Linked DNA regions of Homo sapiens: region 2 is linked to region 1. A link is a loop called in an ENCODE intact Hi-C map of the cell type or tissue named here. Cell type or tissue: heart right ventricle. All regions are shown on one strand. Links, peaks and the distances in the headings refer to the core of each region. The heading gives the core; the rest is flanking DNA. Region 1 has its middle 27 kb from the start of IL21R. Region 2 overlaps HS3ST4 (heparan sulfate-glucosamine 3-sulfotransferase 4).

The links. A loop is a pair of places that touch in the nucleus more often than their neighbours do. Peaks named below come from ENCODE experiments on the same cell type or tissue, not always from the same donor. Only the 100,000 strongest peaks of a DNase experiment are listed, where the experiment ranks them.
Region 2: it touches region 1 in a loop (5-fold over the local background); 10 of 110 quality-filtered maps call a loop at or near these places.

Annotation. Positions count from the first base shown.
Region 1 is chr16:27,372,793-27,378,175 of GRCh38, forward strand. No RefSeq gene overlaps it. Among named protein-coding and RNA genes, the nearest start is that of IL21R, 27 kb to the right of the region's middle. RefSeq lists enhancers at 1,391-1,570, 2,256-2,550, 2,321-2,440. In heart right ventricle, for the core only: a CTCF peak has its summit at 2,347 (motif pointing left); a DNase peak (open chromatin) is centred at 2,339; H3K27ac peaks cover 653 bases.
Region 2 is chr16:25,836,158-25,841,540 of GRCh38, forward strand. All of the region lies in intron 1 of HS3ST4 (heparan sulfate-glucosamine 3-sulfotransferase 4), which reads left to right. Among named protein-coding and RNA genes, the nearest start is that of HS3ST4, 150 kb to the left of the region's middle. In heart right ventricle, for the core only: a CTCF peak has its summit at 2,752 (motif pointing right); a DNase peak (open chromatin) is centred at 2,734; H3K27me3 peaks cover 1,389 bases.

The DNA of each region.
Region 1 (5,383 bases), core at 221-5,220:
CAGAGTCGGCCTGACTCTGCTACTAAACTACTTTCACTGAAGCCAGCTCCACCACCCAAGCCAAGTCTCAGTTTCAATCCCTACTACTCTGTGGCACTAGCATCTCCCTCACTCCTGAAACTCGGCCCCTCTTGGTTCTCTGACACTGGCTGTTTGTTCCTGTCCAGTCTCTTTTTCTTTTTTTCTGAGGCAGAGTCTTGCTCTATCACCCAGGCTGGAGTGCAGTGGCGCAGTCTCAGCTCACTACAACCTCCATCTCCCAGGTTCAAACGATTCTCCTGCCTCAGCCTCCCAAGTAGCTGGGATTACAGGCACCCACCACCACCACACCTGGATAATTTTTTTGTATTTTTAGTAGAGACGGGGTTTCACCATGTTGGCCATGCTGGTCTTGAGCTCTTGATCTTGTGATTCGCCTGCCTCGGTCTCCCAAAGTGCTGGGATTACAGGCATGAGCCACCGCACCTGGCTCCAGTCTCTTTTTCCAAGGTCTTCTCCTCTGCCCTCTCTTACACGTTAGGGGTCCGCAGGGCCCATCTGGGGCCCTCCCCATCTCCTCTCCTCTTTCCACAGAGTTAATTACAACCTTCACTAAATCTGTACTGGAGTCGCATGGATCAGGAACTGTGTGGTCCACAGCCCAGCACTGTGCTTGGCACATAGAGCATACTCAATAAACATTTACTAAGTGAATGAATGAATGAATGAATGATGTCTTCTAAATATATCTCCCCAGCTGAGATCTCTTGCCTGAACTCCAGAGTTATACATTCAACTGCAGTTGGGTATGTCTCAGTTTCCACATCTCCCACCCAAACATTTTGCATGTCCTAGCTAGTAGCCATTCCTATCTCGTGTGACATATGTTATTATATATTGTATATATTATTAAGTCTTTTATTTCTTATTTCTCACCAGGTCTCCCATATCTCCCCCAAAGAAAGTAGACTCATGGTGGGCAGAGATTTCAGTTTGGTTGGCTCATTGCCTTATCCCAGGGCCTAGAACAGTGCCTGGCACATAGTAGGTGCTCAATAAATACTTCTTGGCTGGGCACCATGGCTCACGCCTGTCATCCCAGCACTTTGGGAGGCCAAGGCAGGTGGACTGCTTGAGCCCAGGAGTTTGAGACCAGCCTGGGCAACATGGCAAAACTCCATCTCTACAAAAAATACAAAAAGTAGCCAGGCATGGCGGTGCATAACTGTAGTCTCATCTACTGGGGAGGCTTAGGTGAGAGGATCGCTTGAGCCCAGGAGGTCGAGGTTGGAGTGAGCCACGATCACGCCACTGCACTCCAGCCTGGGCGACAGAGACCCTGTCTCTAAATAAATACACAAAAATAAGTAAATAAATAAATACTTCTTGAACAGATGAATGGATCTCCACAGAGACATCCCCACATCTCAGATTCAGTATATCCAAACGAGCTCTTTCTCATCCTCGCCAAACCTCCTCCTTCTGGTTCCTGGTTTTGATTGCTAAAGCAAGAGAGCGGGTGCTCCTCAATTGACTACCTCCTTCCTCCCTGCAGAACTTCCGGTACTGTGAGTCTGTCCCTGGGACCCTGCTCTCCAGCTCCTCTGTTCAGCCATGTCAGCCTCCCTATTGTAACCCCTGGGTTTATGCCGGTAGTGTCTTTATCAAACACTCCCCCATGCCAGGACCAGGACCATCTTTGTGACTGCGTCCTTCCCTGCTCCCTGGGGTCCCTAAGATGATTTTAGGTGGCATGTGGGCATAGTGAGCTGAGAAAACAATTCCTTTTTCAGTTCTCTTTCTCTTCTCCAGATTAGCCTACCACAGGCTGCAGCATCTAGCTGGAAGTTAATCACTCGGTTTTGGTTTCAATGGGCTTGTTTTTACAGTTCCCTTCTATTTACAGTAAAGGATCCTGATCTTTCATGTGTGATGGTGACAATGTTTCATTTGACAATAAAGTGATTTAAACAAAGCGAGGAGGCCAATATGAAGAAAATGTAATGATGGAGAAAAAATGTAAATACGGCAGAAATGACTTGTGTGCATAGGGATGAGAGTTTGGGCAACACTGGCGTACAGGCCCTGTCCAAACCTCTTTGTACCTGGCCCTGGTTCAAAGTGAGAAGTGAGGCTTCTCATGTCTTCAGACACATGACCTGACCCCTCTAGACACCATCATCTGACTACACGCCACCACCCAGCCACAGTTCCCAGCCCACACCATGCAATTTCAACCTCCAAGCCTTTTCTCATGCCTTTCCCTCTGGCAGGCACGCCCCTCCCTACCACTCTTCCGGACGAACCCGGCTATCCTGCCTGCCCTGTATCTACTCTCCCTTCTTCTGACATCACCACCTGGTGGTCCTTGCCGGGACAGCGTCTTCCCACTCGCAGTTCCAGAGAACTGATCTAACTGCCAGAGAACTGATCTAACTCCTAGCTTTCCAACAGGGCACATGACTCAGGCTTGGCCAATCAGAGCATTCCTTTCCCAATCTGAAGATTGGTTCAGGGACAGGCATATGATTAAAACTGACCAATGAGAGCTTTTCCTGGTAGCATCATTGGAACCATTAGGAAAACATGCCTTCTTTCCTTTGGGCTTTGAAAGCTGGTAGGTGGTAGGTCTTGGCTTCTGAGGTCCCTGCTTTTCTTTGGCCACCAATGAGGCTTCCTCAGCTTGCTTGAGAATGAGACTAAAGCCAATACAAAAGAAAGCAGATCCCAGAGTAGAACCTTCCAACCTGAAGAAATTATTTGAGAACCTTGATCTATCCATGCCTGAAACTATATTCATAAACTTCTTATTTATTTTTAAAATGTATTATTATTATTTTAGACACAAGGTCTTGCTCTGTTGCCCAGGCTGGAGTGCAGTGGCACGATTATGGCTCACTGCAGCCTCAAACTCCTGGGCTTAAACGATCCTCCTGCCTCAGCCTCCTGAGTAGCTGAGACTACAGGCACAAGTGACCACGCCTGGCTAATACTTGTATTTTTTGTAGAAATGGTGTCTCGCTATGTTGCCCAGGCTGAATGTTGCCCAGGCTGATTTCAAACTCCTAGTCTCAAGTGATTCTCCTGCCTCAGTCTCCCAAAGCTCTGGGATTACAGGTGTGAGCCACCATGCCCGGCCTAAACTTTGTTTTTAAACAGGCATTTTTGTCACTTACAACCAGAAAGCTCCCTGTGGTTGAAACATAAGCTTATTTATTTATGTATTTATTTGAGATGGAGTTTCATTCTTGTTGCCTGGGCTGGAGTGCAATGGCACTATCTTGGCTCACTGCAACCTCTGCTTCCCAGGTTCAAGGAATTCTCCTGCCTCAGCTTTCTTAGTAGCTGGGATTACTGGCACCCACCACCACGCTCAGCTAATTTTTGTATTTTTTAGTAGAGATGGCATTTTGCCATGTTGTCCAGGTTGGTCTCAAACTCCTGACCTCAGGTGACCCACTCGCCTTGGCCTCCCAAAGTGCTGGGATTATAGGTGCGAGCCACTGCACCCAGTCATAAGCTTATTTTTTATTGAGATAAAATTTATATGACGTAAAATTCACTATTTCAACCACTTAAAAATATATAACTCAGTGGGTTTCAGTGTATTCACAATGTTGTAGTACACACATCTCCACTATGTAATTCCAGAACATTTCCACCATTGCCTCTTCTCTAAAAAAAAACCAAAATCCTTATCCATATCTGTAGGTCCAAATCGTCCTCCCCTGATTCCCTGGCAACTGCTGTAAAATATCATCTTCTCAGGCCCAGTGGCAGCAGGCCTTTCCCCGTGAGTCCTCCCCTCGATGGGGGGCAGAATTGTTCTCTCCTTTGTCCTTGGGCCTCTTCGATCACTTATTGTAATCGTCATTTATTGCAATTGACTACTTGCGCCTGTAGTCCCAGCTACTCAGGAGGCTGAGGCAGGAGGATCGTTTAAGCCCAGGAGTTTGAGGCTGCAGTGAGTCATAATCGTGCCACTGCACTCCAGCCTGGGCAACAGAGCAAGACCTTGTGTCTAAAATTTAATATAAAAATTATTTTTTATATTAAATCATGGAATATTTCAAACATACAGAAAACCTTGTCTCCTGTATGTCTCCTATCATGCCCCTTGATGACAGGGACACAGATTCATTACTTCTTCTGTGCCCCAATCCTCAGCCTAGAGCCCAGCCCAGATTAAGTGTTCAGTAGAAAAACAAAACAAGGCCAGATGGGGTGGCTCACGCCTGTAATCCCAGCACTTTGGGAGGCCAAGGTGGGCAGATCACAAGGTCAGGAGTTCAAGACCAGCCTGGTTAACATTGTGAAACCCCGTCTCTACTAAAGACACAAAAAATTAGCTGGGCGTGGTGGCATGCCCCTGTAATCCCAGCTACACAGGAGGCTGAGGGAGGAGAATCGCTTGAACCCGGGAGGCGGAGGTTGCAGTTAGCCGAGATTGTGCCATTGCACTCCAGCCTGGGCAACAGGGCAAGACTCTGTCTCAAAAAAAAAAAAAAAAAAGGAAAAACAAAACAAAAATGTGAGCAGAGGTTCACTGCAAACATCCCAGTCCTAGGCCAGACCAAGACATAAAGATTCTGACAAATCTCTGTTGACTGGCTGACCGACAGCCTCGGTCAATGTGTCCATGATGGACAATACTCTTGTCTTTGTGTGTGAAGGGCTGGCAGGGAGCAGGGGAGGGACTGAACCCATCACTTCCCACACTCTGACATTTCATTAAACCCAGAATTAAATTTACAGTTGTTTCCCATATCTGGGTACCCCCTAAAATTTCCCCAAGCTGCACCTACTTCAGATGCTTCAAGGTAGCATCGTGGAGAGGAAGGGCAGACCAGTGATCTTGGGCATATTGACTTATTCATAACTTCCATCTGTCCCAGTGGTCCCATCTGTACAAAGGAGCTAAGAATATTAAATACCCCATAGGATCGTCTGAGGATTAAATGAGTGAATACTTGTAAAGCACCTAGGATGGTGCTGGTTCATTTACAAAATCTGCTCAACAGGATGCTTTTGCTGGGGGAACCCAGTGGTGCATGAGATCACTAAGCTGTTGCACATCCTATTTCCTCTGCTTGCAAATAACTCTTTTCTACCCCTCACTTGCTGCTTTACTCCCTTCCATTTCAGCTTAGATACTACCTCCTCCAGGAAGTCCTCTAGCTCCCCAGGCATTGGTTAATGCCTCTCTTCTGGGCTCCTTAACACCAGTACTTCCCCATCAGCACAGGCAGCAATGGTCTCAGCACCTTCAGGTGCACAGTACCTGGCACAGGGTAAGTGCTGAGTGAATGAAAGAACAGGTCGGAATATGCATCAAAAGATGAACAAGAGGTTTGGGTCTTGTCCCTGGCACTTCTAACTGAGACTCCTTACTCTGTTCCAGGCA
Region 2 (5,383 bases), core at 194-5,193, 1.5 Mb before region 1:
AGGAAGGGGTGAAGGAGTGCTAAGGAGCCAAAATTACAAAAAAATAAATTTCTGCTGTGCCTTCTGTCTTCTTTTGGACCCCTACCCATGCATAGGGGTTCAAATGGATGACTGCACCACATGAAGATGGACTGGGGGCCAGGCAGTCTGTGTCGTAGACATGTAGACAGGAAGTTCATATCCCTAAGCAGGCAGTCCTGTTAACCAAGGAAGGAAAGAAAGAAATACATCTTTGCTGCCTGACATCTCCCAATGGGTAATTAAAATGATGCCACTGCTGATTTTACTACATTCAAAAGTGTTTTAATTTGTATTTAGCCAGAGGCTTTTTAGCAACAGGAACATTTTTACAAATCTAACAAATAATTATAAATAAATAAAGTCTCCACTTCTGCTATTTAGGGGAATGTTTCCTTCAGGTAACACATTTATAAATCCACCCGTTTGACAATATGGAGCTAAAATAACAGTAGAGCTTGAACTGGCTGCTTAAGTGACAGTTGAAATGGCGTGTTTGTCAGCGTAGAAATGAAAAACAATATCATGCAGGGAGGTAATCTAGTCCCAGAGGCACTATGGACTATAAATGTTAAATTACAATAGACCCAGAATATAACCTTGCATAATTCTTGAATAAAGGATATAAGGAACAGAAAACCCAAGGTAGCAAGAATTCATATTAAAGGAAGCCTACACAATTTATAGTTAAGGTGACTTCAGGACTATGGATATGGTACCTCCCAAAATGTACTCGACAACTGGTTCATCAGTAACACTGGCCATCGTAATGAGAAAGGACATTCAGAGAGGCATTGTTATGTGGTTTTGTGCTCACCTCTTCTCTTGGGACTCATTTTGTCCCCAGATCTTTCCAGGTCAGTATGGGTTGAGACCAGTCATGGTTGATTTTCCAATCCGCAGTTCATGGATGATTTCCAATGGAGTTAGGCGATGGCAGATCCCCTTCTCCAGTATAACAGCTGACCTTACCTTGGGGACTAGGGTCAGCCATGAGATTTCTGCTGCAGACGATCATTGTGTCAAAAAACTCATTGGATGCCATTCAGCTCATTCACGTTCAGAGGAATCACATGAGGATCCTGGGTGTGAACCCACACCCACATCTTGCTTTCCTCTCATTTTGGATGAACAAGGCCCTAGGTAGGCAAACCGGGATTATGTACAGACTCAGGGGGAAGTGTTTTTTGCTGGATAAGGAATATGTGAAAAAAATGATGAGGATTATTTTCCAGAAATTTTCCAGGAACTCTTAAGGAATGAAAGAATCTTGTTTTTAAAAAGACTAGGGCATGGGGAGAGAGCAGAGAATAAGAACGCTTTCTCATGTCAGATATGCTGACATTATAGTAGCCAAATGTCTTTAAGATGGGGAGAGCTCAGTGCCTACCTATGGCTATCTATTTGATGGGATATGTGAATATTCCAACCAGGATAGTCCTTTGTAAGGCGCATGTTAGGGTACAGGTCCTATATAACAGATTCACTGAAGAAATATGTGTAAATCATATTTTAAATGCACTGACAGGTCTCACTCTTTAAAAAAAAAATCCTGTTGCATATTAAATACTTCTCTTGGGACTTAAATCGTCACTTTATTTATTTATTTTTTTACTTTTATTTTAGGTTCAGGGGCTACATGTGCAGCTTTGTTTTATGGGTAAATCGCATGTCACTGAGGTTGGGTGTAGGAATGGTCCCATCACCCAGATAGTGAGCATAGTACCCGAAAGGTAGTTTTTGAACCCACCTCCCTCTCCCCCACTTCCCCCTCTTGTAGTCCGCAGTGTCTACTGTTGCCATCTTGATGTCCATGTTTTCCCAGTGAATAACCACTTTAATTGAAAGGAGGCAGCCCAGCATGAAGGTGCAGAGAACGGACCCTGGAACCAGATTGCCTGGGTTAGAACCCCAACTCTGCAGCTTCTCAGCTATGTAAATGTGCTTTGGTTTCCCAGATGCTAAACAGGAATACTAATAGAGAAATATGCTGGAATCGTGTATCCTACTTATTCAGTCGATATTAACGACTACCGCTGCTATTTAACTACATCAAGTTTGCTAAAAGCTATCTTAGCTTTAGTGGGACTACAGTGCAGGCTTCTTCTTATCTTAGTTAGTTTTCCCAGAAGTACTTATCTGACCCGATTCATTCTCTTTATTGCATGCTCTCTCTCTCTTTCATTCAGCATTTACTTATGCACCTGCCATTTGTCAGACATATGTGGCTGGTTCTAACAAAAGGCAAAGATAATAGTTTCAGCTCTCAAGGAGCTCAGTCTAATGGCAGAAAACCAACAAATATAGGATCGTGATTCATATTTGCAGTTCATTCTTCCATCTCTCTGTTACTGGTAAAATTTCCTCAGCATGCTATTTACCCTGGAGTCTTTGGATAATTCCACAGTGTCCTTAGTTGGCTATTTAGGATCTGGGGTGGGTTTATTTCTCACGCTCTGTCTTTAGAACACCAGTCCCTTCTAAGTCTTTTCCTAGACCCGCCCACTCTTGAGATCTATAACTGGGTTTGCGTCCTTCCAGAGAAGCTAGAATAGGTCCAGCCCACTGAGATGGCTCTTAACCACGAATCACTGCAGACTTTCAAAATAAGGCCAACACTCAGCCGAGAAAAGAGCGAAGCCCTTTTTGGGTCACTTTTTTCACTAATCCCGATGAGATGGGGGAGGTGCCACCAGAGAATTCTCTTTTGTGATTTGCCTTCCCTGCCACTAGGTGTCACTGTTCTACATAAATAAAATGAAATCAAATCGGTCTTGGCACTGTGGAATTTGGCCTTTGGTTAAGGGGATCTGGCAGGTTTAGGGACCTCTTCATTTTGAAGTTGTCAGATAACCATCACTGCCACCTAAAGACTGGCTACAGTACAGGAACCGACCCTGAGTAAAAAGTCTTGAAATTAAAGTATCTGACATGTGTAAATCCAGGACTCTGTATATATCCTCCTTGGTATTGATCCTTTAAAAACAGATCTCTAAAGATTAACTTCTTGGAACAAAGATAATATATTTATGGAATGTAGGGAGTGTATCACTTTATTATTTATGTAGCTGTTTGGGAAGATGTATCTGATTTTATGAAGACATCATGAAGAAAGCAAAGGAAATCTCACAAAGGAAGACTTGGCTGTCTTGCTGGTGACCTTCCCTTTGAAAGACAAAAGGAAGCAGAAACTCACAGAGATAACATGTGAAATCACCCATTGGATCTTCCCTTCCTCCATTTTTGTTTTAGAATATTCCCATAATTTTCTACCTTTAAGACAGTTAGTAGTGGTTTCTCAGCCATTATGCATGTTTATCAGGAAAATAAAAACATCCTCTCCACCCTCCGGACTAGCATTCTCATTGAGTGATCTCCAATTTCTGATACACAGGAGACTTCTCTTTCAGTTATTTACATGGTCTTTTTCTTTTCCTGACAATAGGGCTTTGTGTTATATTCTAGTGTTTATAAAAATGCCAGGGTCTCACAACAGTGATCAGTGAATATCGCTCTTCACTGTTTTGTCTATGATAAATTTTTAGCATGAGAGTCTAGGTCAGTCATAAGAGGCTCTAGGATGGATTTTTCTGCCTTGACATGCCCCACTCTTGGAAGAACATCTAATTTTATTGTTGAAGTGATGATCACAAAAGCCAATCAGCACTGCGAACTTTATGTGGCATTGAACTTGAGCTCCATTTTAAGGCAGGTCCAATCCCTTTGCTGAAAAAAGGTTAACACTCCTGGTCAAAAGGAAGAAAGTATAGGCCGAGAAGAAACCATATGTGGAATACTTTTATCATGAAATATTTGTATTAGAAGACAGTGGTTAAGTCCAGAATGATATGGTTGAGTTATACCTTCCATGGCCTGTCAATCAGTGGAAACTAAAATGTTCTTTCTGGTCGATCTCTTCTTACAACACCATAAGGCACCCTTGATCAACAGTATATCACTTTCATACTGATACTCACTGGTGCATGATTGGAGAGTGATAGAGACAGTTCAGATAAGGTTCCTGTCGACAATTTTCCTTAAATCTCTTTGACATAAATGTCCCAAAAATTATTTCTGGGAAGCCTTTTGTTGCAAACAGCTGACAGAGAGTTTCAGTTATGGCAGTAGGAATTTAAAATAGGTTTAGGATTCCTTTGAGCATTTTGAGACGCAACTACTACAATCCAGAAACCCACATGGCATATGGATTCTGTGAAGTCTTTTGGTATCTTGACTGTTCCACCAAAGGGTGTTTCAATAGGTTAAGTTAAATAACTCTCATATTTTATTTTACTCCTAATATCAAATAAGTTGTTGGTCATCACGTAGCTTCCAGCCTAGCTAGTGTTTCTATGCAAATAGTTCTTAGATACTATCATATTATGATGGTAAAGATAATGTAATATCAGTTTCCTGGAATATAAAAGTGATTTTTTTCCATAAAGGGCATTTTACAATGGATCATTAATTCATTTTATGAGGACCTTAATGTTTTGAGCACTGTAAAGAAATAAAGTATCAACCTACTGGGGCCAAAACTGATTCAGCAAAGAATTTAATCACCTACAGAACATCCTCTTATAAGGTATTACACATCCTTACAGCTTGGATCAAATAAACACTGTGGAGTTTTTATTGGTAGAAGCAGCACCCAAATATTACACATGAAAGAGCCTGGGATGCCAAACCCAATCCATGGGCCATCTGTGGTCAAGTAAGCTTATTGGTCTAAGACAGAAGACTCTCATAGTTGGCCAAATGAGATTTGTATTTACTTTACTTTAATTTATATTTGTTTGTTTATTTATTTATTTATTTATTTATTTATTTATTTATTTATTTATGTTGAGACAGAGTCTTGCTCTGTCACCTACGCTGGAGTGCAGTGGTGCGATCTCTGCTCACTGCAGGCTCCGCCCCCCGGGGTTCATGCCATTCTCCTGCCTCAGCCTCCCAAGTAGCTGGGACTACAGGTGCCCGCCACCTCACCTGGCTAATTTTTTGTATTTTTAGTAGAGACGGGGTTTCACTGTGTTAGCCAGGATGGTCTCGATCTCCTGACCTCGTGATCCACCCTCCTCGGCCTCCCAAAGCGCTGGGATTACAGGCGTGAGCCACCACGCCCGGCCACTTTATTTTTTTGAAACAGAGTTTTGCTCTGTCACCCAGGCTGGAGTGCAGTGGCGTGATCATGGCTCATTGCAGCCTCAACCTCCCCAGGCTCAGGGGATCCTCCCACTTCAGCCTCTGGAATAACCGGGACTATAGGCAGCTAATTTTTGTATTTTTTGTATAGATGTGGTTTCACCATGTTGCCCTAGCTGGTCTAGAACTCCTGGGCCCAAAATATCTGCCTACCTTGGCC